Regions from separate parts of the Mus musculus genome. Here all the other regions are linked to region 1. A link is a loop called in an ENCODE intact Hi-C map of the cell type or tissue named here. Cell type or tissue: left cerebral cortex. All regions are shown on one strand.

What was found. Peaks named below come from ENCODE experiments on the same cell type or tissue, not always from the same donor. Only the 100,000 strongest peaks of a DNase experiment are listed, where the experiment ranks them.
Region 2: a loop joins it to region 1, with 2.9 times the contacts of the local background. A loop is called at or near these places in 5 of 42 quality-filtered maps.
Region 3: a loop joins it to region 1, with 4 times the contacts of the local background. A loop is called at or near these places in 2 of 42 quality-filtered maps.

Annotation. Positions count from the first base shown.
Region 1 is chr4:140,244,213-140,246,712 of GRCm38, forward strand. It overlaps Igsf21 (immunoglobulin superfamily, member 21), which reads right to left. Exons shown (of 10, transcript NM_198610.2): 1 at 2,090-2,500. The coding sequence starts at 2,159. Among named protein-coding and RNA genes, the nearest start is that of Igsf21, 1.3 kb to the right of the region's middle. In left cerebral cortex, CTCF peaks have their summits at 1 (motif pointing left) and 1,217 (motif pointing right); DNase peaks (open chromatin) are centred at 171, 537, 1,388, 2,149 and 1 more place; H3K4me3 peaks cover 2,500 bases; H3K27ac peaks cover 1,274 bases.
Region 2 is chr4:140,037,925-140,040,424 of GRCm38, forward strand. The region is part of intron 4 of Igsf21 (immunoglobulin superfamily, member 21); the gene reads right to left. Among named protein-coding and RNA genes, the nearest start is that of Gm52685, 31 kb to the right of the region's middle. In left cerebral cortex, a CTCF peak has its summit at 1,234; DNase peaks (open chromatin) are centred at 109, 329, 1,078 and 1,545; H3K27ac peaks cover 990 bases.
Region 3 is chr4:140,185,480-140,187,979 of GRCm38, forward strand. All of the region lies in intron 1 of Igsf21 (immunoglobulin superfamily, member 21), which reads right to left. Among named protein-coding and RNA genes, the nearest start is that of Gm33542, 32 kb to the right of the region's middle. In left cerebral cortex, no CTCF peak of the experiment used is centred here; a DNase peak (open chromatin) is centred at 1,427; H3K27ac peaks cover 348 bases.

The sequences.
Region 1 (2,500 bases):
GCCCAGCCCGCCGCTCACGCTCGCGAGGACTCTCCCTTTGCTCCCACCTGGCAAGGTGGCACCTAGCCTGGAAAGGGAAACTGGATCCCACCCAGAGGATTTCACACCCCTATAGAGAAGAAGAGCCTTGGAGCCTCGGGGGTCCCTGAGCCCAGCACAAGTTTCGAGTCCGAGATCTGGGCCTGCAGAGCTGAAAGGAGGCGTGTACCCCCACCCACGTGCCCTGGTTCCACGCGTTCACCCTGGCGCCCGGAGCAAGCCCTTCCCGCAGCCTGCAGAAGCTAGCGAGCCGAGTCAAAGCTCCAGGGCGCCGGAATAGCTCTCCGCAGCCAAGCCGCTCAGGCGCCAGCTCGCAGGGTGGGGTCCTGACGCAGTCGGGGTTTCCCACCCGGTTCTTCCCCTCCCCTCCCCCTCTTCGTTACACCGTGTGCATCCCAGGTTGAGAAGAAGGGGAGCTTCCCGTTCGGGCCCCAACCCCCAATCCTGCTCCCTGCAGCGTCCAGGTGAGGGCTCCCGTGCCTTTCTACAACGTCTAGCGTCTTCTCGGTGGCGCTGGAACCCGGAGCCTCCCACTTGGAATCCTTCCCTCTAGAGACATCCATCTCAAAGGGGGAGCTCTTGTCCCCAAAGTTACAGAGAGATTTAATATACTTCAGAAAGTATTGGCACCCAGAGAGGGTAGGAGGGACAAAGTACCTGCCTGACATTCCTTTGGGTCTCCACCAGCTCCTCCCCCACTGCCTACAGGACCACCTCCCAAGGCTCAAATTCTCCCATCAGCGGACCAAGCTCTCTCTTCAAAGACTCAGGCGGTCGGAGGGTGTAGGTTATTTTAGAGGCACGCCCCTTGGAGGACAATTTCAGAGCTCATATAGGTTTTTCTCAGTTTGCGGGACAAGAATTGACCCTCCACCGCGGCCTAAATGGGACAGAGGCCAAGGCTCCATCCGAGACAATGCCTACTTTTTCCACTCTCCCACCTCCCAGGGTGGCCACGCTCTGATTTCAACACCGGTGGTTGGTTGTGACTTGACCTGGAGAAGGAGCTTCCCCCACCCCCTACCCCCACCCCCGCCCCCACCCTCTGGAATCCCCCACCTATGACTCTGTTGGCCCTGCCTCCGCCCTGCTGGGCTGGCATCTGCTCCCTGTTCCCTGCCCGGAAGGCACTGGGGCGTCAAGTTCGACTTCCATATCATTTAAGACCCACCAGAGGGCGGCGCTGGGCAGGGTGCCCCTCCTCCCAGGTAGCCCTAACCATACACTCTAGAACTGCTCCGCACTGCTGGCTCTGGGCAAGCCTTTGAGCTCCAGTTTCCTTCCATCTGGTTCAGCCTAGGCCATGACCAAGCCCATGCGGGACACACACACACACTCACACACAGATGCGAGCCATACTGTTGAAACTCCTCCAGCCCCAGATGTGCTCACAGTTCCCTGCCCAAGTTCCCTCGATCTGCACCTGCTCCCAAACCCAGAGCTTCTAGGACCTCAAGTCCTGTACTTCCACGTGTAGCTGGGTACACTCCTGTCCAGCTCTAACAGAAATACAGTCACCGGCTGTCACACAGCCCTCTAGAGACCAGGCAGCACACCGGGGATCGGCGTGAACCGCCACACCTCAAACACCCTTTCCTTAACAGGCTCCCACATGCCGCGACGCTCACACACTTACCCTCCTGAAGGAGTTCACACCCCCAAACACTCAGACTTTCTCTCTCACCTCTCCATGCAACTGATCTAGACTCTCTGTTACCTCTCTCACACACACACCATCACACAGCCACATCTAAATGTACTCCCGTGCCCTCTCCAAACATAGCTGATTCTCGGACACTCACAGACCCAACAAAGACACACACACACACACACACACACACACACACACACACACACACACACACACACACACCACTGGCACAGACCCACGAGAGCTTTCTCCAAAAGATCTATCCTCTCTTCGCTGCACGGAAGCCCTCCTGGACTGTGCCTACAGCCCGAGACTCCCAGAGCCATCCGGGCCCGCGCCCTTCTCGGTCTTTGCGCGCATCCCCCGGCCCCGGGCTTCCGCGGGCGCCCGCACACTCACCGCGTGCCAGGTCCAGAATCGCGGCGAGCAGCAGGCAGGAAGCGCGGCGGAGGCTTGGAGCAGCTTGCATGGTGTCCAGAAGCTGGCGGCGCTGGCCGAGGCGGCGGCGGCGGCAGCGATCGCAGTGGCGGCGGTGGGTCCCCTCGCCATGGGCTCAGAAGCGCTTGTGACCCGGGCCGCCGGCCGTGGCGGTGACGAGAGGCGAGGAGAGCCGAGGGGAGGTCCCCATGCTACTGTAGCCCGGCCGCCAGGCTACCCGGGGCTGCTCTGGGCTGTACCGGGATGCTCCGGGCTGCACCACCAGGCTACTCTGGGCTGTAATAGGATGCTCCGGGCTGCACCAGACGCACTGGCTGCTCCGGGCTGCACCGGACCTGGCTGGGGCGCGCAGCTGCTCCCGGCTGGTTGGCT
Region 2 (2,500 bases), 210 kb before region 1:
GCCGAGCTGGGTACTTTGGTTGTCCCAACATCTAGTAAGCCAGGGCAGTGAGTTGTAGGCGCTCACTGTCTGGGCTGGAGCCAGCTCCAACCTGTGCAGGCGACTATGACATTTTCAGGAATTTTGTGAACCAGCTGTTAAACTGTTATGAACTTAAACAGGTCCCCGTGGGTGTCTTCACACCGTAATACCAGTAACTGCAGCAGATCGAGGCCTCCCTCTCCCCTCCTCTGCCTTTAGCACCGCCCTCCCCCCTCCCCCAGAATTCTGGAAAGCCCTCTGATCAGCTCATCACAAACTAAGAGTTTTCTCCTTTCTGCTGAGAGTAGTGGGTGTTAGCATTTTTTCTAGGCTCCACCCCACAGTTACTTGGCAACAGCCGGGCGTGCCTGACTCAATATAAAAGGGGCTGCTCACCCTATCCTCTCTTGTTTCTGCTCTATCCTCTCTTCCCTTCTCCCTCTCCCTAGTCTCCTCCTCGCTCTCCCCCCCCCAACTCCACCCCCCATGCCCTGAGTAAACTCTATTTTATTCTATACCATCCTGTGGCTGGTCCCTCAGGGGAAAGGGATGCCCCAGCATGGACCCTCAGAGGCACCCTCCTCCCTGACACCAGACTACACACTCACCAAACATATTTCTTCTCTCATTATCTTTTTATAAAACATAACAACGAGGGGCCACTGAACGTTTTAAGAGAGCGCGAGGACGGGGGTGGGGTGGGGGTGGGGGGTGGCATCATTTTTGAAGAGCCGGAAAGCACAGCATGTGTTTTAGCTGGACAAGACAGCGTCTTAGACTCCACAGGCTAGGAAAGAGCTAGTCATGTTACTTAAGAGTCATCCGGAGCTGAGAGCTTCTCTCCCTGGAACTGGGCTTACTGTGGGTGGCAGCCTCCTTCTCACCCCATCCCCTCCTTCTCTCCTTCCCCACACCCCACTTCAGTCACCATCATCCTTGTGTCTTGGGGACACTGCCACACTGCGAGCCTCTGACCTCTCCTTGGTTAAATGGGAAGCGTGCAATAGACATGGCCGTAGGACAGAACTCAAGCTAGAGAAACCGCGGGGCTTCACGCTGGGAATTCAACCTGAAGATGTTTCCTTTGCTGTGATTTCCCGACCTCTGTAGGAGGCACCATCTTTGAACTCTGCTTGGGGCAGGCAGTCCGTTCTGGCTTCCCTGGCCTTGGGCCTCTGCGCAGCATGGATGGGGAGCAGGTGGGGGCGGTCAAACAACAAACAAAAGATGCTGGAGACCTTGCCTTCCTGCAGGGGGTTTTCACCCCGGTTGAGTTTAATTAAGTTCACTGAGCATTTCCTGACGCCCGCCAGGTGTGGAGCTCAGTGCCAGGGGCCTGCTGTAGGCATCCAGCAAGGAGGGAGATAAACGTGCAGAGAAGCCCGTGTGCTGGTGGGGACCGGCAAGCGCAGGACCGCTGTGTTTTAGAGCCCAGAGAGATGAGGCCAGGTATAAGCTATTGCTTCGTTCAGGCAGCCACACATGCTGGGGGCAAGAAAAGGGAAGCTGAGCGAGCCAGGAGCTTGGGAGAACAATAGACAGAGAATTGTAATTAAGTGGAAGATGGCTCAAAACAGATGGTAAGTCGGGTAGGAACTGGAAGAGCGGAAATGCACACCAGAACACTTCAATTACCCACAAGTTGCAAACTCTGCAGTGTAACTTTTTCAGAACAGCACTGAGAACGAGATCTTAAGGGAAAGATCGGTGGCAGCCCAGTTTCCAGGAGCTGCTGATTCCAGCCTCACCTCTGGCCTGCCAGGTGGGTGTGCTATTCCCATACTCCGGATGGGCAAAAAAGAGGTGTGGGACCGAACCCAGCATATGTAGCCTATATGTAGCATGAGGTAGAGCTGTGATCAGAATAGTGGCAACCTGGTTTGACAAGGTCTCCCTATGTAGACCAGGCTAGCCTTGAATTCTTAATGATCTATTTGTCTCTCCCTCTGTGTGCTGAGATAAAAGGTTTGTGCCACCAATGCCTGGTCTGGAGCCCAGATTGTCACTTTTCCAGGCTCAGCCAACCTTCAAAGGGACTGGTATCTGTCAGTACCTTTCAGCTGCTGAGAGTTCCTGTTCCCTGGTCCCCTGCAGCATCTCCACAGGCCTGGTGATTCAATTTCCTTGGGAACTGCTTCCTAGTTCTGTTGCCCCAGAGGTCGAGGGCCCTCCCTTCAGTCAGAGTTGAGCATAAAACCCTTCCCCCTAAGCTTACTGTATGTGGTTCCCCCACACCTTAAGTGTCCCCCTGAAAGTTACCCATCCTCACCTCTTTCTGCATCCCATCCCTACCTCCACCAGCCTCATCCCTGACACTACCTCTACCTCCACCTTTGTCATCACTTCCCGTTCTCATCCACATCTTCATCTCCAAAATACGCTAAAGTACAACCTCCAGAATGCTGAAGGGCCAGAAAGGGCAGGTGGACCCTTCAACACCCCCCTCCACCCCCATGTTACTGTATTAATTTTCTATTGC
Region 3 (2,500 bases), 59 kb before region 1:
CTGGGACTGTCACACACTGGTTGGATACACAGAATCTGCCAAAGAAGATCCCTATACACTCACCAGAACAGCTCCAGAACCCTGGAGGACACCCTCCATAAACTCGGGGTCCCGCTGTTGAGCTTCGAGGACAGACCTAGAGCTCTCCAGCTGATCTCTGGTTCATGCATTGTCTCCAATGCATGACAGAAGCATCCAGCAGGAACTCAGGGCCCAAGCTCAGCCTTTCCTCCCAGCCGTGAGGTTAGGTGGAGTCCTGGGGGGTCAGAACTGACCGTGGTTCTCAGGTTCTAGTGATAGCCACTCTCTCCAGCCTCCACATCTGGCCAGCCCATGGGTGTCTTGTTGTTTAGGGACGGCTTCCTCTCTGGGCCTCCCTGCCTCCAGCTTTACTCTGCTCTAACTAATTGTACCCTTGGTCCCTGGCTTTAGACACACTTGCCTCACCCCCACCCCTGGGTTAGCCACAAAAATAAAACCCATCTGCCTCACGCAGACATTGTCATTGTCTCTCCTCCTTATGAGTCTCGGCCACACCCTTGGGCCTCAACCCTTGGTACCTTTGGCTCTGATGTTCTGAGCCATGGCTTTTGCCTGAGGGCTCAACACCTGCTGCTCAGCCCTGCAGAGCCGACCTTCCTTCCCTCTCCTCCCCAGTGCAGCTAACTCATCGTCACACTGACTACCATCTCTTCTGGAAAACCTTCATGGCCTCTTTTCTTCCTACACTAGGTCTGGACCCAGCCCCCTGTTGGGTTTTGTGGACCCCTGAACTCACCCCACCACCCCAGGACTGTAGTCTCCAGCTACTAGGTCCCTACTACCCAAGTGTCTCTTGTTCCAGCTTGGTTTCCCGCTCCTGGGGCATCACACTAAAAGCTCTCTGAGAAGTAAGAATTAACAGCAACCCCACTCCACACCATCTCCGGAGTCAGGCGGCAGCTTAGAGAAAGTTGAGAGTAGAGAGGCCAGGTGTGAGAGGCTTGGTCAGAAGGCAGGGGATGGGGAGAGGAGTCCCACACCAGAGAGATACAGGCATCGAAGGCCCGGAGGATGCACACATCCAACAAGCCACAGACGGAGAGTGCTGCTCAGAAGGCTGAGAAAAAGCAGAAAGGGCTCCTTGGCCTAACCTCATTCCAGTTAACCTCCTGCCTCAGCAATCTCCAGCCATCTGTAGGCCCCCACCCTTTAGTCAACTTTTATGACAAATGGTCCCTTTCCTTGCTGACCCCTGGGCTCAGCCCTTGCTGACTTCCTTACTACCCAGTCTTCCTTCCATTTGCCAAGAATATGAATGCCAAGGGCTCTGCTCTCTCTGGGGCATTGCTCTAGGGTCAGAATGCTGTAACGACCAGACGTTTCCCACCCTGGCACCCAGGGCCACGCCTCCCACTCCCAGATGCTCAAGTGAGATTTCTGACAAATGAATGGAGCCAGCTTGCTTTGCGCTGTGTTTTCCCAGAAAGGCTCTTGTGCTGTTTCCTATCAAATTCTCACCAGAGAGAGAGAGAGAGAGAGATTCCTCAGACCAAAATGGAAGTCAGGACTGGGAGTGGGTAGCCAGAGGGCTCTGGCCCACCTCCATCGACAATCTCCTGCATCCCTCTCCTTACTGCAATGTGCTCGCAGCAGGCCTGAGTCTCACAGGGCCTAGGAGCCCAGTGGTGATACCTGAGGAAGCCATTGCTCTCTGTGTGATTTCACAGAAGCCAAGGACCAGGCTCCCAAAGACCCTAGGTCGTGATGGTGACAATGATAGTGACTGTGCTGTGTCAACCATATACCAGGCATGGTTCTCAGGGCCTTGTGGACATATGAGTTTATCAAAGATGCCTAGCAGCTCTAGGCTGCGTCTTCTTCCCATCTTCTGCATGAGAGAACTCAGGCTCAGAGAGAGATGAACTGAGGTGTCTGGGCAGAGACAGATGCAGACATTAGCCTCAGAGCCCTACCCCTATGCACAGGCAGGAAGGATTGGGCCAGGCCAGGCCAGTAGTGTCCTGTGGTAGCTCAATCTGGCCTTGTCTCCGCTGCACAGAGGCAAAGGACAGGCCGCTGGGAGCTGAGCCTGCAAATGGCAGAGCTAGTCCCATCTAGGCTTGCTAGCCCTAAGCAAGAGCTGGGTGTGGCCAATCTTTCCTGCTATCAGAAGTCAGGCAGGAGACAATGCTGCAGTAGACAGGAGCCATTGGCAGGCCTAAGGAAGAAGGGAGGAAGGAAGCGGCCTGCCATGCTCTTAGGACAGGCAAGTGCCACCTGCTTATGTCAGGAAGGTGTAGTAGGGTTATACCTTCCAGGAGGACCTGTCCTTGTCCTGCCCTCCCCCACTTAGCTGCTGGAGCCAGAATCACCTCCTGCCCCTGGAACAGATGCCAGGGTTGCCAACAGATCAGAGCCACAGGGCAGGCCAGAGGGAGCCCCAGACAGATGCCAAGTTCAAAGGGAATCATAGGCAAGCAGTGACAGTCGGGAGCTCTGCACAAAAGGGTCCAGAGTG